Linked DNA regions of Homo sapiens: region 1 is linked to region 2. The links are chromatin contacts, found by Hi-C in ENCODE. All regions are on one chromosome and are shown on one strand. The core of a region is the stretch at or near the end of the contact, and the rest is flanking DNA. Distances in the headings are between cores, read along the strand shown.

Region 1 (4,930 bases), core at 1,099-3,598, 3.0 Mb after region 2:
AACACCATCTCTACTAAAAATACAAAATTTAGCCAGGCGTAGTGGCGGGCGCCTGTAATCCCAGCTACTCGGGAGGCTGAGGCAGGAGAATTGCTTGAACCCTGGAGGCGAAGGTTGCAGTGACCCAAAATCACACCACTGCACTCCAGTCTGGGCGACAGAGCGAGACCCTGTCTCAAAAAAAAAAAAAAAAGAAAAGAAAAGAAAAGGGATCAGAGCTTGGTAAAACAGGGAAATGGATACAGGAAACCGAAAAAGGACCTACCACACGGCAGCGTGGCGTGACCATGGCGAAGAAATTGATTTAAGACTGGCAAGGGAGCCTCAAGGAGTAAAAATCATGAATGCAGGCACTATTATTCCCCCTCCCCACCCCCGCTCTTTTTTTTTTTAGGAGACAGAGTCCGTCACCCACGCTGGAGTACAGCAATGCAATCAAAACTCACTGGAGCCTCAACCTCCCGCGCCAAGCAACCCGCCTTGGCCCCCCGAGTTGCTGGGACTATAGTCATAAGTCACTGAGCCCAGGTAAGAAAAAAAAAAAAAAAACAATTTGTAGAGGCCAGGAGCTGTGGCTCAGGTCTGTAATTCCAACACTTTGAGAGGAGGAGGCGGGAGGATCGCCTGGGTCCTGGAGTTCCAGGCCAGCCTGGGCAACTGGGCAAGATGGTGAACCCTATCTTTTGGGACGGAGTCTCGCTCTGTCGCCCAGGCTAGAGTGCAGTGGCCCGCTCTTGGCTCACTGCCAGCTCCACCGCCCAGGTTCACGCCATTCCCCTGCCTCAGTCTCCCGAGCAGCTGGGACTACAGGCGCCCGCCACCACGCCCGGCTAATTTTTTGTATTTTTAGTAGAGATGGGGTTTCACCGTGTTAGCCAGGATGATCTCGATTTTCTGACCTCGTGATCCACCCGCCTGCTGGGATTACAGCCGTGAGCTACCGCGCCTGGCCTCTCCAGAAACTTTTTAAAAATCAACCACGGTGCTGTAGTCCCAGATACTCCGGAGGCTGAGGCGGGAGGATCGCTTGAGTTTGGGGCTGCAGTGAGCTGTGTTTGCGCCGCTGCACTCCGGCCTGGGCGAAGAAGCAAAACCCCGTCTCTTAAAAAATAAAAATAAAAATAAAAATCGTAGATCGGAGGGTCTGCTACCCTACCCAAGCTGGTTTCCAACTCCTGGAGTCAAGCGATTCTCCCGCCTCGGCCTCCCTAAGTGCTGGGATCGCAGGCGTGAGCCCCGGCACTAGCCTATCTCCCCTTACAGTGAAGACGTTGAGCTGACTACAAGGGCGCTGGGATAGCAGGAGGCCAAGCCAGGTTCCCGTGGCCGACCCGGGGACCTCAACCACCACCCGTACACCAGTGCAAGGCTGAGGAACCGTGTCACTTAAACAGTGAGAGCGACTATTCGACACGTGAACCTTTCATTGAGACTGATCACGGCCATGGTTCTGTCAACACTCTATCATTATGTCAGAAACACGTATCAGGTCCCGTGTGTGTATCTAGAGGGATGGCTACCAACAGAGAAAGAGCCTCCTGCTGAGAGCAGGCCCTGATATGCAACGAACACAGAGTCCCTGCTATGAAAAGGTGACATTCTTAATAATAATAGCTAATACTGCCAGTCCTGGAATGCCCGCAATGGCCCCATTCAACAGACGGGAACACGGAGACTCGGAGAGGTTAGGCAGCCCGACTCCAAAACCCGTCCTTGCGACTACATCGTGCTCGTGCTGCTGACTCAAAATTACAGACGCCTTCGTTCCGTGCTCCGGGGACACGAAAGCGGGGACAAGGACGGCCACCAAGCCAACATGACCTTCGAGGCTTCAACCGCCCCGGTGAAGCGCGAAAACCCGGCTCTACTGAAGCTGCGCGTTTTCAAAACTTGAATCCCACAGGCAGGGCTGAGCGCGAATCGGCGCTCCCGGGGCCGGCTGAGAGACAGCGCAGGGCGCCCAGGCCCTCGGCAGGGACGGCCCGCGTGCGGCCGGAGGGCGGGGGCCAGTGACCTTGACGTCCGCTCTCCCGAGCCGGAAGTGGGCCCGAGGCAGGGTGGAGGGCGCCGGGCGCCCAGGTAGGACTCACCGTCCGGAGGCAGGGCTGCTCGCCCGGGCCCACGCCGCCAGGCACGAGGAGCTGCTGTAGGCCGCGGGGCCAGCAGCCGCCCCGGCCCCACAGCCGCAAACAGCGGTGCGCCATGGCCGCCGCCGTGGCCCTCTCGGCCCGGGACGCTGCGCAGGCGCGGGCAGGCGACGACTGGCGGCCTCGGGAAGCGGGCTCGGCTCGGGGAAAGGCCGCCAGGCAGCGAAGCGCGCCGGCGGCTCACGGAGGAGCCCAAGCTCTCAACGCGGCGTCTCCTGCCGCCAGCCCCGCCCCGGCGCGCTGACGTCGGCGTCTCCTCTCCGAGGCCCGCCGCGACCTCCGCCAGTGCAGAAGACAGGACCAAATGGGAGGAGCATGGGGGCGGGACCGGAGGCGGGGGCCGACGGAGCAGCGTTGGGGGCGCGGCAGGAGGCGGGGCCGAGAAGGACCCTGGAGGGCAAGGGGGAGCTAGAGGCGGGGACCGGGCCGAGGGAGGACTCGGGAGGGCGAGCGAGAGCTGGGGGCGGGGCTGATGGCGCACGTGGGGGGCGTGGCTGGAGGTGGGGCCGAGGAAGGACTAGGAGAGCGAGCAGGAGCTGGAGGCGGGGCCGACGGAGGGGTGTGGGGGGCGTGGCTGGAGGCGGGGACTAAGGGGAGACGCGTGACTGGGATCCTGGGCTTCCGAGCCTGGGCAGCCGGGTGGGCCAGCCAGTAGGAGCGAGGGGGAAGTAGCGAAGGCCCCAGCGGCGGCAGATGGAAGGACCCTCCGAGCGCCAGCTGAGTCATGGGGTGGTGCTAGGCTCTGGAGACACCGAAGCACACATTCCTGACCCCTGGGAGGGCGATGCGAAGATTCACAAGCAGCAGGGAATGTTGGGGCTGTGCCGTGCAGCCTGCGCTCTAGGAACCCTGTCGGGGAACTGGTTCTCGGAGAGCAAGTCGAGTCTTCCAGGTAGTGGAAACTACACATTGTTTCCTGTACCGTGACAGCGGAGGAAAAAGGAGAGGTCTTTGAACTGAGGTGGGGGACTTGGGGGTTTTTCTGAGACGGGCTCTCGCTCTGTCGCCCAGGCTGGCGACGCTGGACCTCAGGCAAAGGACAGTAATCCTTGAGAGACAGGAGACAAAACCAGGTGAGTCCTGTGATTACCCCAGTGGCAGTAAAACAATAACAAAAAGATATACCAGATACACCATCATACCATGCTCACACAAAAGAAAACTGAGTAGACAAATAGATTTTAGGGCAAGGAAATTCCAAAGAAAATTAATTGCAGGGAAAAGAATATCACTAAGGATGAAGAGGATCGGGTTTCTTTTCCAGAGACAGGGTCTCAGTCTGTCACTTAGGCTGGAATGCCATGGTGCAATCGTAGCTCACTGCAGCCTCTAACTCCTGGGCTCAAGGGATCCTCCTGCCTCAGCCTCCCAAGTAGCTGGGACCACACACGCTCGACCACACTCGACTTTTTTTATTTTGTGTAGAGTTGAAGTCTCACTTTGTTGCCCAGGCTAGTCTCAAACTCCTGGCTTTAAGCAATCCTCCTGACTCAGCCTCCCAAAGTGCTGGGATTACAGATGTGAGCCACCCACATCTGGCCAAGAGAATTATTATTATTATTATTATTATTATTATTATTATTATAAAGGGGTCAGTTCATCAGTAGGACATAACAACCCTAAACATCTTTGTTCCCATTAACAGAAGCTTAAAATACATGGAGCAAAGACTGACAGAACCACAACTTCCAATTATATTTGGAGATTTCAAATCCTTCTTTTGATAATTGACAGAACAATTAGACAGGAAAATAGTAAGTATATAGAAGACTTAAACACAACCAACTAAATCAAATAGACATTTATAGAAAACTACTCATAACAACAGAATACACATTATTTTCAAGTTTTCACAGAGCACTTATCAAAATAAACCATATTGTAGGCCATAAAAATATTAAGAGGAGTCAAGTCATATAAAACATATTTTCTATCCACAATGAAATTAAATTAGAAATCAGTATCAGAAATAGGCTGAGGTGAGAGGATCACTTGAGCCCAAGAGTTCCAGACAAGCCTGGGCAAAACAAAGACCTCGGCTTCAAAAAAGAAAAAACTAGACAGAAAATGAAGTAAAACCAAAGAACAGAAAGAAGATAAAAGTAAAAATCAATAAAATTAAAAACTAAAAGACATAGAGAAATGAATGAAATCAAAGTGTGTTCTTTGAGAAGATCAATAGTCAGAGCAATCAGGAAAAAAGAAAATGACACAAATTGGCCCAGCACGGTGGCTCATGCCTGTAATCCCAACACTTTGGGAGGCCAAGGCAGGCAGATCACCTGAGGTCAGGAGTTTGAGACCAGCAAGCAGGCCAAAAAAAGAAAGAAAAAGAAACAAGGAAGGAAAGAGAGTGAGAGAAAGAAAGGAGAGAGAGAGAGAGAAAGAAAGAGAAAGAAAGTAAGAGAGAGAGAGGCCGGGCAAGGTGGCTCACGCCTGTAATCCCAGCACTTTGGGAGGCTGAGGTGGGCGGATCACGAGTTCAGGAGTTCAATACCAGCCTGGCCAATATGGTGAAACCCCGTCTCTACTAAAAATACAAAAATTAGCTGGGTGTGGTGGCGTGCGCCTGTAGTCCCAGGTACTCAGGAGGCTGAGGCAGAAGCAGAAGAATCGCTTGAACCCAGGAGGCGGAGGTTGCAGTGAGCCAAGATTGTGTCACTGCACTCCAGCCTGGGTGACAGAGCGAGATTCCATCTCAAAAAAAAAAAAAAAAAGGAACAAAGAAACCCCATCTCTACTAAAAAAAAAAAAAATACAAAAATTAGCCGGGCATGGTGGCA
Region 2 (4,589 bases), core at 891-3,390:
CCAGCACTTTGGGAGGCCGAGGTGGGCAGATCACCAGGTCAGGAGTTCAAGACCAGCCTGGCCAACATAGTGAAACCCCATCTCTACTAAAAATACAAAAAATTAGCCGGGCGTGGTGGTGTGCGCCTGTAATCTCAGCTACTCGGGAGGCTGAGGCAGAAGAATCTCATGAACTCGGGAGGCGGAGGTTGTAGTGAGCCGAGATGGCAGCGTTGCACTCCCGCCCAGGTGAAAGTACAAGACTCTGTCTCAAAAACAAACAAACAACAACAAAATTAATTATTCAAAAACTATGCAGTACTTTAAAATTTTTTATGTATCATGAATATCTCTAGTCGCAATATTCATCTGCAACACTAATTGTCATAGTGTGATCTGGGGCTGCTAGGGAGGGATCCCAAGACATTTTCAGGAGGTTGTGAGCTCAAAATTATTTTAATTTTAATTCTAAGGCATTATTTGACTTTTCACCCTCATTCTCTCACAAGCAGAAACTACATAATACATGATACTGCAACAGTTTGAATACAGAAGCAGATATAAAAACAGTGGCTATTAAGTTTGATGTTAAAGGCAATAGCAAAAATCTAAAACCACGCTGTTCTTCCTACTGTTTTAAAATATATACTTATTTTTCATTAAATATTTGTTATCATATAATGGGTTTGTTATTTTTAAATGAAATAATGAATATGTAAAAAATTGTTTTAATTTTGAAAGTATTAACAGATGTAGCACACATACACAAAACCTCTTTGGCATGCTCCATAATTTTCAGGAGTGTAAAGGGATTCCGAGACGAAAAAGTTTGAGAACCTCTGATCTGCGGTATCACTTTTTAATGGCTGAATTAGTGCATTGATCGGAAGTTTCCTAATTCACTTAACTAGTATATAATGCCAAGAATAAGATTCTTATACTTAAATTTGGGTATACCCTTAATTATTTCTCTAGGATAATTTTCAAGGATGATTTTTAAAACCCATATTTATTGTACAAAAGTGGGCTAACATCAGTAATGCAATCCACCCCCAGCCAATCAGCTGTTTTCATTCTGTTTCCTTCCAATCAACAAAGGTGGGTGGTAGGCATTTACGATTTACCAGCATAAGGGTTTGACACTAGGTCATCATTTCCAAGGGAAGGTGCCCCGCGGACGGTCTGGTCTAGCGGGCTCTAACTTAATCACCCTGGAATCTTCTTTAAAAAGCAAATTCCGGCCGGGCACTATGGTTCACACCTGTCATCCCAACGATTTAGGAGACCGCGGTGGGAGGATCGCTTGAGCCCCGAAATTTGAAACCAGCTTGGGCAACATAGCAAGACCTCCATATCTACAAAAAAATAAAATATTAGCCAGGCGTGGTGGTGCGCGCCCGTAGCCCCAGCTACTCGGGAGGCTGAGGCGGGAGGATTGCTTGAGCCTAGGAGGTGGAGGCTGCAGCGAGCCTGATGTTGTCACTGCCCTCCAGCCTGGTGAGAGTGAGACCTTGTCTCAAAAGAAAAAAAAAAAAAAGCAACCCAGAGTTGTGGGAAAGAACTGAGTGTCATTCTCAATGTTTTTAACCTACGTGCTAACCGCGCACCTTCTACCTAGGCTGCGCGACCTCCGCGCCCGGATCCATGGCGCCCCCTCTTCTCGACTCCCGATGCAGAGCTCCGATGCAGAGCTCAGCGCCAGCCACTCACAAGGAGCCTGGCAAGTTTTATCGAATTGGTGAACGAAGTTCGAAAGCTCTACCCTTGGAGATCCTTATTCAGTAGGTCTGAGGTAGACCTAGGAAACGCGCATTTTATATAAATCCTACCTCTGACGGCAAACGACAAGGGGTTCACGTGCCAGCTCTCCTCGGCGACGCGCTAGGCTACTCAGCGCCCCGAGCCTCGGCCTCGCATCGCTAGAACCCGGCCATGGCCGCTTCCTTACAGGGCAGCTGTGAGGAGTCCTGAGGAATTTTAGTACACGGCATATCCTCAGCGTAGTGGCTAGCACATCACAAGGCTTTAATCTTAACACTGTTGATCTTAACACTGCAACTGAGGGGGCCCGGAGAATGGGCCTGACAGGAGGGTCTGTCGGAACCTGAGGGACTGGGGATCCCGGTGCGGAGAAGCGCGAAGGGAAATCGCGTTGAGCAGCTGGGGTGGGTGCGCCTGGGGGCGTGGCCTGCGGGCCGGCGGGCGGGCGGGAGCCTGCGGTGGAGGCGTGGCACGAGGGAGGGGCGAAACCGGGTGGCGCGGAGGGGGCGTGGCGTTGGGAGGGGCGGGGGGAGTGGGCGGGGCCGAGATGGGGGCGTGCGCGCTGACAGGAGCGCCGGGGGAGTGAGAGACGCCTCCTGGCGGGAGCTGGCGGCTGTGGACCCCAGCGGGGGCGGAGGGGAAGAGGGGAGCAGGGGCGGGGAGCAAGGAGCCGGGAGGAGGGCGGCGGGCGGGCCTGTCTCTTTAAGGTGCCCGAGGCTCGCGGGCGCTGCGCTGAGGGGACGGCGGGAGGCGCGGCCTGGCCTCGCACTCAAAGCCGCCGCAGCGCGCCCCGGGCTCGGCCGACCCGGCGGGGATCTAGGGGTGGGCGACTTCGCGGGACCGTGGCGCATGGTGAGTGGGAGCGGCTGGGGGGTTGTGCAGCCTCTTGGCCTCTTGGTTGGGAAGGGGCCGGGCGCCGAGCTCGGCCCTCTAGAGGCCCGGGGCCGCGGCGAGCTTCGCGGGGGCCGGGAGAAGCCTGGGCCCGGCTGCGCGGAGGACAAAGTGGGGGTGCTGGGCGCGGGCGCACAGGCCGGACGCCGGGAGCCAGCAGCATCTCTGCGCCGCTTTGGTCCAGACCATCTCTGGGCCGGCCCGCGTCCTCCGCAGCCCGCGTCGGCCGAGCCGGGGTGGGGGTGGTTCCGGGTGCCCGGTCCCCCACACCGCTACCGGCCTCTGCCTCGCGGGGCGTCCGGCGCCTTCGGGGCCCTGGCACCGCTCTACAGAGGCTCGGCTCTGCCCTGGTCGCTGTCAGTGCCATCTCCCTTAACGAGAAACTTGGGCGTGATGTATGCGAAACAATTTTGATGCATGATGGTTTCTAACTCCTTAGGAAAAGATAAGTCCTTTAATTCTATTACCTGATTTCGACATGGTCGTAGTTACTTGAATACTTTTTCCAGTGAAATTTGGGGAGTAAGATGAATTTGTGGAACATTTCATAAGACAACCGTAAAAGATGGGAAAGGGGGGAAATCCCAGTTTTCATGGTTGTAGGATGAAAACTAGTTCCACGACAGTTAGTCTCCAAATAACCTTATTTGGCCTCCGCAAATATGTACTGGTTGCTCCAGAAATCATCCTACTTGGTATGCGGCGTTAGATACATTAGAAAATTAGTTACTAACGGTCTTTAGGGAATGCTTTGTGAGCCTCAGTAACGATCACCAGGGTTTTCTCTTTCAAAATTGACTCATACCAGGTCCAAAGCCCTTTATTCTTTTCACCCTTTTATTATTTTTCCTTTAATGTACTTTGTAACACTTAGAATAAAAGTTTAGAGTAATCATAAATGCCCCCATAAACTCACTATTTATCCCTCTTACGTCAGTAGTCATTTATTTTAATTTATTATGTTTGATAGGGAGGTGTTTTAACCTGAAGAAATGATATCTTCCCGTATTTAAAGTTTAATAACTGTATACTGTTTGGCCCCTGTCAGACTGTGTTTGTGCTAGTCTTTTTTCCTTCTTCTTTTTGAACTGTAGTATCTTCTTAATAACTTTGAAGAATGTGTGGTACTAATAGAATTAAAAGAATATCTTGGCCGGGCGCGGTAGCTCACCCCTGTAATCCCACACTTTGGGAGGCCGAGGCGGGTGGATCACCTGAGGTCAGGAGATCGAGACCAGCCTGGCCAATATGGTGAAACCCCGTCTCTACTAAAAATACAAAAATTAGCGGGGCGTGGTGATAGGCTCCTGTGATCCCAGCTACTCGGGAGGCTGAGACAGGAGAATCGCATGAACCCGGGAGGCGGAGGTTGCAGTGAGCCGAGATTGCGCCACTGCACTCCAGCCTGGGCGACAGAGCGAGACAACGTCTAAAAGAAAAAAAAAAAAAAGAATATCGTCACATTCTAATAATTACCTAGAGTTTTTAATGCAATTAGTAATTAAACAGCCTTTTGTTATTTGCTCAATTATTTAAGAAGTGACTCTGTGGACTCTACTTCTTGCTTTGAGCTGCTTTATTCTGTCTAAATAAGCCTGAATAATTTCCATTTAAAATTTTGTTTTGATTCTAAGAATTAAAATTAAATATCTTAAAATTATAATACAATATTAATAGTTTTATATGGGCTTACAGTTGAATAATGGACCTAAAATTAAAGTTGAATAGTAGCAGTGCAGTATTGAAGCTAGTTATTTGCCTGATATACTCTCAAGTTACTGAGGGTTTAGATATACTCACTCTACTTTCACAGTCACCATTTCTGGATAGTCTGAGGAACTGTAGAGTTCTAGGTCCTTGAAGATGGCTATGAAGCCATTATTATACAAAATTATTGTTTATTTTTGAATGTTTATATAATCTTTCATTGAGAATGATCTTTAAATGATCACTCAAAA

What was found. A loop is a pair of places that touch in the nucleus more often than their neighbours do. Pooled maps may share reads with other maps.
Region 1: a loop to region 2 is called in a map of CD4-positive, alpha-beta T cell, with 6 times the contacts of the local background. The contact joins the promoter of AFG3L2 here to the promoter of TWSG1-DT in region 2. A Hi-C loop is called at or near these places in 2 of 168 maps with a recorded cell type or tissue (CD4-positive, alpha-beta T cell and naive thymus-derived CD4-positive, alpha-beta T cell), 1 of 37 single-sample maps with no recorded cell type and 9 of 50 pooled maps.

What each region holds. Positions count from the first base shown.
Region 1 is chr18:12,374,879-12,379,808 of GRCh38, forward strand. It overlaps AFG3L2 (AFG3 like matrix AAA peptidase subunit 2), which reads right to left and starts at 2,349. Exons shown (of 17, transcript NM_006796.3): 1 at 2,091-2,349. The coding sequence starts at 2,204. RefSeq lists a silencer at 1,914-2,813 and enhancers at 2,586-3,117, 3,118-3,647.
Region 2 is chr18:9,332,329-9,336,917 of GRCh38, forward strand. TWSG1-DT (TWSG1 divergent transcript) reads right to left here and starts at 2,141. Exons shown (of 3, transcript NR_183523.1): 1 at 1,809-2,141. TWSG1 (twisted gastrulation BMP signaling modulator 1) reads left to right here and starts at 2,445. Exons shown (of 5, transcript NM_020648.6): 1 at 2,445-2,592. RefSeq lists a silencer at 2,146-2,935 and enhancers at 2,733-3,233, 2,996-3,045.